2 separate regions of the Homo sapiens genome follow, and region 1 is linked to region 2. The links are chromatin contacts, found by Hi-C in ENCODE. All regions are on one chromosome and are shown on one strand. Each heading gives the region's core, a stretch centred on a gene start or an enhancer-like site at or near the end of the contact. The rest is flanking DNA. Distances are from core to core; before and after follow the strand shown.

Evidence for each region. Hi-C counts contacts between places; a loop is a spot of excess contacts on that map. Pooled maps may share reads with other maps.
Region 1: a map of MCF 10A shows a loop between it and region 2 (3-fold over the local background). The contact joins two enhancer-like sites. A Hi-C loop is called at or near these places in 2 of 168 maps with a recorded cell type or tissue (HCT116 and MCF 10A) and 4 of 50 pooled maps.

The regions. Positions count from the first base shown.
Region 1 is chr2:177,331,014-177,334,852 of GRCh38, reverse strand. It overlaps LOC100130691 (Putative uncharacterized protein FLJ44553), which reads left to right. Exons shown (of 9, transcript NR_026966.1): 3 at 324-460; 4 at 2,602-2,711; 5 at 3,197-3,281. Among named protein-coding and RNA genes, the nearest start is that of MIR6512, 19 kb to the right of the region's middle. Within about 2 kb of position 2,357, at least 9 of the 41 ENCODE cell types and tissues checked have a DNase peak (open chromatin) inside an H3K27ac peak, as active enhancers do.
Region 2 is chr2:176,652,782-176,656,828 of GRCh38, reverse strand. LINC01117 (long intergenic non-protein coding RNA 1117) reads right to left here. Exons shown (of 4, transcript NR_110599.1): 3 at 1,309-1,365; 4 at 871-1,131. Among named protein-coding and RNA genes, the nearest start is that of LINC01117, 17 kb to the right of the region's middle. Within about 2 kb of position 2,793, at least 3 of the 41 ENCODE cell types and tissues checked have a DNase peak (open chromatin) inside an H3K27ac peak, as active enhancers do.

The sequences.
Region 1 (3,839 bases), core at 1,108-3,607, 680 kb before region 2:
TATTCTAGGAATGTGTTCTAGGAATACAGATATAAAGAAGATTTAGTCGTTGCCTTCAAATCTAGTTTTACTTCAAGCCTAATTTTTTTAGCCATTTTCAGGGAATGAATTTGTTGGGGAATGACCAAACAACTATGCAGGGGAAGGTTCTCAATCATCCACAAATTGACTCACAATATGATTAATTAATTATTGAGTTTTAACTGGAAAGTACAATCACAAATGTGAAAATTGCCCTTGATCAGATTCAGACCATTTCATGAGGAGGTAAGGCATACTTTCAAATGGCCTGCATTAACCTTAATCTTATTTCTCCTTTGCAGATTCAAAACTGTGGACTATCTTGCAAAAAATACAAGAAGATATTGAAAGTTTTCATGAGTGCCTACCACCTAATCTCAAACACTATCATTCATATGTGCCTCATTGAGCAAATCTTTAATGAGGATCTATATGCCAGGTATGTGCTAAGCTCTGTGCTTAGTGTGGCAAAGAGAACAGATATGGCCTTGAGGTTTCTGCTCTCACAAAGCTTATAGTCTCCTATTTGTGTATGTGTAATTCTCTAAAGCTCAGGAAAGCTGTTTTCCTCATTTTTCTTTGGCATCATATTTTTAGGCTATAGAAATCAGAAAGTACGCAAACATTTTCTAAAATTACTCTGCCCCACAAAAAGGGAAACAAAAATAACAATTTGGGGCCAGACAGAACTGGATTTGAATTCCAAGCCTGCCCTTTACAAGCTATTAAACAAGCTTATTCTCTGAGCCCCTGTTGTTTTCATGAAGTGGAAATAATATGTATCCCTTGTAAGGGATCATATCCTTATTAATACCTAAATAGAGACATTACTTTTTGAGTCAAAACTATGAATTATATGGTCCATCTCCTAAAATGCAGAAAAATTATCTAAAGAGAAGCATTATTAATATTGTTCACTTAGTTTCATCAAGAATGTCACTTTCCAGAATTAATACAGACAGATATTCTTTGCCATTGACTTTTTCTTTTTTTTTTTAAATAAGGTGAAATGCTCTAACAATGGATGCCACTATAACAGAGTTTCTGTAAGGCTATTAGTTTCTTTTTCCATGGATAGTTTCCATGGCCTTGCTCCACATAAACTAAACCCTATTATTTCAGTTATGATGACTAAATCTAGTATGACCATTATTTATCTGTATAAGGGATCTTGTAGTAATCTGTGTATAAGCTTATCACTCCATCTATTTAATGATTTGACTAAGTCAAGGATCATATTTTATTTCTCTCTGTTCTCCCCTCCCAGTGGTACCTTACACAGAATTAGAGCACACTAAATGTGTTCTGAGTAAAAAGACTATCTTACTATGTGCTGTTTGACATGTAAGCTGAGAGAGAAAATTTGGCATATGTTGTAGGTAAACTTACTTTGTTTTACCTGGGAGTAGCAAGTATCAAACAGATCCTACTCCTGTTACAATCCTGCTAGAGAAAAAAAGTAGTTAAATTCCCCAGTCTCTACTCAAACCAAAACAAAACTTCAAAAATATTGAGACACAGAGAGAAGGAATAGGATGGGGTCAGGGAGGACTGGTGTTTCTGCGTAGTGTGCATGCAGCAGGCTAATGTCCTTTCCCTGTTGTAATAGCTCCGAATGTAAGCGCCACACAACACCAGGTCTATGAAAAGCCCAGGGTTTCAAGGTCAAACAAGTTTGGGAAAGCTTGCCCAGCATTTTCCTCTCTTGCAAGCTGGCAGTGGACACTGGTAAATTAAAGCCTATAAAAACTGCTTAACATTGTTTTACCTTGCAATCCCCAAATTCATTTGACCAACGTTTCACCTATAAACATCCCGCAGATCTGGTAGATTCTGTGGAAGGCACAGACTTCAGGAAACTGCTCCACTGTGTTGAAAGGACTTCTTTCTCTTGTTAATTCACACACAAAAAGCTGCCATTTTATTTCCAAATCCTACAGAACTGGGAATGTGAGCATTTCCAGCAATGTTTCAACTGTAGAAAAGTGAGACCACTTTCTGACAATTTAGAGGTCCCAGAAAGTTTATACAATTGAATTTTAGGTATGTAAGGAGTCAGTTCGAATCCAGGAAATGGCTTCCCAGCAATGCCTGGAATGTCCTCACAAAAACTGAGAAACAGATATCCAAGTCCTGTTTTGGATCTTGGAGGGACAGAGAGAGAGAAGAGAAAAACATAAATTTATAGTCCCAAATCTCATGATGTTTCTTCCAGTTTTCTACAAATAAATACACAGTATCCACTTTCCCTGAACTCCATCTTGGGACTTTATTTTTGCGTGTTTCCAATTCTCCTCTCTAGATGGCAGCACAGATGAAAAAATGCCAGAAAAACAGCAGGCCAGACTCAGCGGCAGCAAACTGCCATCAACAGCCCTCCCCCAACTCACTCTTCCTTTTTTTTTTTTTTTTTTTAAGAAACAGAATCTAAGATACGATGGCCGACACTTTTTCCCAAATAGATTTAATCAGTTACATGGGAATACAAAAAATGACTGACGACACACCGATATTAGTGATCAGGGGAACTGACTCTAACAGTGTCTCTTACATGTTACTTGTGTTTTCTGTATCTTAAAGATAATGTAGGCATTGTTCCTAAGTCATGCAGAGGGGTTGTGTAAGCATGGTCATTTGCATCATTATCCTGCACGTCTGATACAGCCAAACTCCACGCCACCTGGTTTGCTGTAAGTATTGGATTCATTTAAGATCCATAACAATGCTATTTACTGACCCTCTTGTCAACTGATGCTGTGACACTGCTGTAAAATGATCCCTATGTCACCAGATGCTGCCCTGAAACTTAGGAAGTTAGCATGAAGGTAATACTTCATTAGAAGTTTGCAATTTATGGGTGAATTAATAATGCAAGAGAAAAGGAATAGAACAGACATAGAGAGAAGACCTTTGAGGTTTACATCAAACCCCATCAAAAGAGATTTAAAAAAAAAAAAACCTTACCCTGCAGGGGTTCATTGAATCTCATCATTAATAAAATAGGGTCTATCAGCAAGATGTTTTTAACAAAATCTGCTGACAGGGAAAACATAAGAAAACTGGCCCCTACAATGTATGACATTTCAAGGGCTCAAGAGTGTTCTAAAGAAAACCAAATTGTTCATGTGTAATGAACTGGACAGAAGCTAAAAGGTGACCTGTGTCTTTTAAACAGCAACAGCAAAAGACACGGCCGGGTGCGGTGGCTCACCCCTTTAATCCCAGCACTTTGGAAGGCCGAGGCGGGCGGATCATTTGAGGTGAGGAGTTCAAGACCAGCCTAGCCAACATGGTGAAACCCAGTCTCTACTAAAAATACAAAACATTAGTGAGACGTGGTGGTGTGCTCCTGTCATCCTAGCTACTCGGGAGGCTGAGGCATAAGAATCACTTGAACCCCAGAGGCAGAGGTTGCAGTGAGCCAAGAAGGCACCACTGAACTGCAGGGGAGAAAAAAAAAAAGAAAGAAGAAAAGATCACCATGGCAATAAAAACAAATATAGTGCATAAATAAACCAACCTGAGGCCAAAACAAAAAACTAAGTGAATCTTTCATATTTAAGAAAAAAAATCAATTTTTGTTGTGTCAGAGAACTTTTAAATTCTGTCTCTATCCTTTTTGTTTTTTCTTTTTTGAGATGGAATCTCACTCTGTCACCCAGGCTGGAGTGCAATGGAGTGATCTTGGCTCACTGCAACCTCCACCTCCTGGGTTCAAGCAATTATCCTGCCTCAGCCTCCTGAGTAGCTGGGATTACAGGCATGCACCACCACACCCGGCTAATTTTTGTATTTTTAGTAGAGACAGGGTTTCACCA
Region 2 (4,047 bases), core at 1,544-4,043:
CCTTCCACGTATTTGGGACCACAGACATACACCATCAAACCTAGCTAATCTTTTTTTAATTTTTTTGTAGAGATGGAGTCTCATTTTGTTGCCCAGGCTGGTCTCAAACTTCTGGGCTCAAGTGATCCTCCTCATCCTTGGCCTCTGAAAAGTGCTGGGATTACAGACATGAACCATGGCATCCAGCCCTTGCCCACTTCTTAACAAACTGGGTGATAGTTATTTTTTTACAAACTTGCCTCTCCAACTAAACTGTGGACCCCATGAAGGAAGGAAGGAAGGAAGGAAGGAAGGAAGGAAGGAAGGAAGGAAGGAAGGAAGGAAGGAAGGAAAGAAGGGAGGGAGGGAAGAAAAAAGGAAGAAAGGAAGGAAGGAAGGAAGGAAGGAAGGAAGGAAGGAAGGAAAAACGGAAGGAAAGAGAGCTTTAGTTCTCTAAGCTGTAGAGAAAATTTAAGTTCTTTTTCAAAGAACTTAAAATTCATGGATTAGTCAGAGGGGTCTAATATCTCTAAATCAAATGATGACAAAAGAAAAAACAAAGAATGCAGAAATTATCCTCTTCCAGGGTTTCATTCCTTTATGTCAATCAAGAAAAATGTTAATAAGGAGGGTTCAGCAGGGGTCAGTAATTCCTCACTGATGTCACAAATTTAGCTTCACTTTTCAGAGGCTGTTCGTGGCCATGCTTGTGAAATTTGTAACTCACCTCTAGACAATAACTAATTATTACTGATTACTATGAAATAAGTCAACAAAGATTTTCTTGTTTACATTCTTATCAGACTGTATCAGAACCATCTGTTTTCAAGTTTGTTGTTGCTGGGTGTTTTTTTTTTTATCCCAAGGGATAGATTCTCCATATTGTTCTCTGAATATATGCATGCAAAACTGCCTTTTAATGCACAGTTGCAGTTTTCACTAAAACATTTGGGTAGGGGGGAAAAATCACATATGTTTTTGTGAAAGATGATGATAATAATTAGGTATCTTGCTGAATTTATTCTATCTTCAAATGAAGGATATGTTGGGGTCTGTCCCATCTCTAATTACCATCTCTTCGTTTGCATGGGGTGACTATTGATTTTGCGAAAAGCACATATGTGGAGCTTTCGACACTAAAGTAACTTCAACCTGGAAAACACAGTAAAGGACTCCATTAATATGAGAAAGAGTCTACAATTTTAAAACAAGCAATATGTGACCCCTTTGCTCCATTGTTCATTGACACCAATCTCCTGTGATACAAGCAATAACTTTGTTCCATTGTTAAGGAAGCAAGAGTGTAAGATTTTAAATACTGGTACTCACCAAGTTGCTACATGGCTTTGGGCAAGCAATTAACCTTTGGTGTCTCAGTGACTTCATCTGTAAAATAGGGATAGGGATTTTACACAGGTGTGATGCCTGGACTAATTAGTATAATTATCATTATTGATGGGAAAATAATGTTAGTCATTGATATCCCATCTCATGTTAGCACCTGGAGAATCACATATTTTCTCTATGTTGACTCCATTTTATAGGAGTCTGTAAAAAAATGATGACAAAAGCTACATATGAAAACTGGGACAATACAGTTAAAAAGGTCCATATCCACATAGGCTCATATCCTTAATGGATTATTTTTGAATTTGCATTTATCATTTAGATGCTTTCTAAAGTCAAACTGAACACATAAACTATGAAATTACAAGGAAATTTTTCAAGGCCCACATTCAACTGATAAGCTTCCTTGCAGCAAAATGCTTTCCAGTTCATTCACAGGTAACACCATGAGCTACTATAGAAGTTTAGGGTTGAGCAATAGAATTTAGGGTAATCAAAGTCAAGTAAAAGTATACACTGAAGACATTGCTCATATAACATTCCAGGATCCCCACTTGTGTGTGTATGTGCCCCGAAAGAACCCCAGCTCAAACAGTTAGGGACCAGGACAAACAACAGAGCTACATGAGAAGCCAACTCTGCAAGACTGGGGTCATTGAAGCTGGGGACAGTAGGGTGTCCTTATGCCAGAGCATGGGTAACAACTCATGGGGCAAGGAAAGGGACATGTTGAGAAAAACAAAAATGGCATTTCTCTTGGGGTTCATCTAGGACTCCTAAGTGCACTTACTATGATTCCTAGGTCAGGATGAAATAACTGCTTTAAAAAAAAGATTACCTCTACATGTTGGCAAAAGTGCCAGTGAAACACAGAGAAAAATGTAGAAGACAGAAAGTGCTCAAAAGATCAGTACTCAACACTATAACCTTGTATCCCTTACCATAGACTCATGTTCTTTCTAGGTCCAAAATTTCTTCTTTTGGCTTTAGTTCTTCCCAGCAGAAAATTCTCTTTTCTTGAGCTCAGTAGATGTCAAGCCTCAAATCTCCAATGTCTCCAAAGAAGCAGCCCTAAATTAGCCTCTTCACAAGTCATTCATACTAAGGACCGTAATCTTTTCCTCTATATTTGCCTCAAAATTATGGGCAACAACTTCCAAATGGAAACGCTGAAGCTGTTGCCATTTTCCTATTATCCTCACCTATCATATGAAACATAACAATTAGCATTTTTAGCAGGATTGAAACTGCTAACACAACTTCTCTATGTCTTACACCATTAAACTTGATGAGAAATCCCTTCATGATTAACATTCATCTCGCTGTATCGTGCTTGAAGGTTAATAATATCTACCATCTCCTGAGAGAGGGGGAGGGGAGCTCATTTATCAAATGAATAGCCGAGTGAGGCAGCCAGGAAAGGAAATTCCCCCCTCAGTCCACTAGAGGGTGGCTTGGCAGAGCCAAGGGAGGACGGCCGAGACAGAGAGGCACAGACAGCTTCCTGTCTTGTTCGCCTGCACTTTAGTTGGTAAGAAGAAGCAACATTAGTATTCATTGCTTTCTATTCCTCACCCTGGGTAGGCTTTCATTTCTATTACAGACACTTTACAAATGCCAGAAGTCAGCGCTGGCTGGGCCATGGCGTGGTGAGGGAAAAAAAAACTATAGAATTAGACTGCTTAAAAGAACATCCAGTCTAATTTCTTCTAAATCAACACTGGGTGAGATAAATACATATGTATTAACAGATCCTAAGTTTAAAACTTTCATAGATCATGTAGCAGTATGTGTGCACTTCAGATATGGATGTGGAGTGAATGTTGCATGTACATTATGGGGAATTATACATAATGCATAAAGAAATGTACCTAGCCTTTAGCACACCAGCTGTTTCTGCTTATAAGCCTGAGTTATCCATGAAATGCAGTAGACATTTTGTAGTAAATATCCTACTTGGTTGACTTTTTTTAGGCCTAGTCATCTATGCTGATTTATAGAATTAGGAAGAAATATAAATTTTAGCAATGAAAGATAGAATTTTAAAATTTCCCATATCAAAACATGTTGTGTTCTGAGAAAGAAGAGATGAGGAATTAGCCTGTTTTCGTGGTCTCTACATAGGTGATAAAGCAAAAAAGAATACGTTTTTCCTATCTGTAATATTGTTCAGTGTAGCAAACCCTTTTGCTTGTTACAGTACAGCAAATGGAGTGTTTAATTTGGGATTCAATGTAGTCTAGAGTCAAGGTGCAGCAGTTTTATTACAGAAATACAATTTTATTGGAGGCTGAAGATTTAATTTCCACCTTACGTAGAGAGCCATAAACGGCATGCCTGTTTTACATTTTGCATAGTATTTGATATATGTAATTCCTGGCCTAATTTTAGAGTTTGAAAAGGTGGAAGAATCACAATACGCAGATTCAAATTCTTCAACACTTCAGCCACAGATGACATTTTAAAATGAACAATTTTCTGTTTCTTAGTCATGGATTTGAAACCCTTGCTTCCCTCCCCGGAGCTCTGCACCACATCCTTTTCAGGTCTTCCTAACTAGGTGAGCCACAAAGCCACCTAAAGGATGCCCTCGAGTCGGAACAAATGCTTTCTTTGTTTAAATCTGTCTACTAGATGGCATTCTACTAAAACCTAAGATGATCAGATGATATGGATAGTTTGTCATCAATTGTACCTAGTATCTGTTAGGGTCATCTGTTA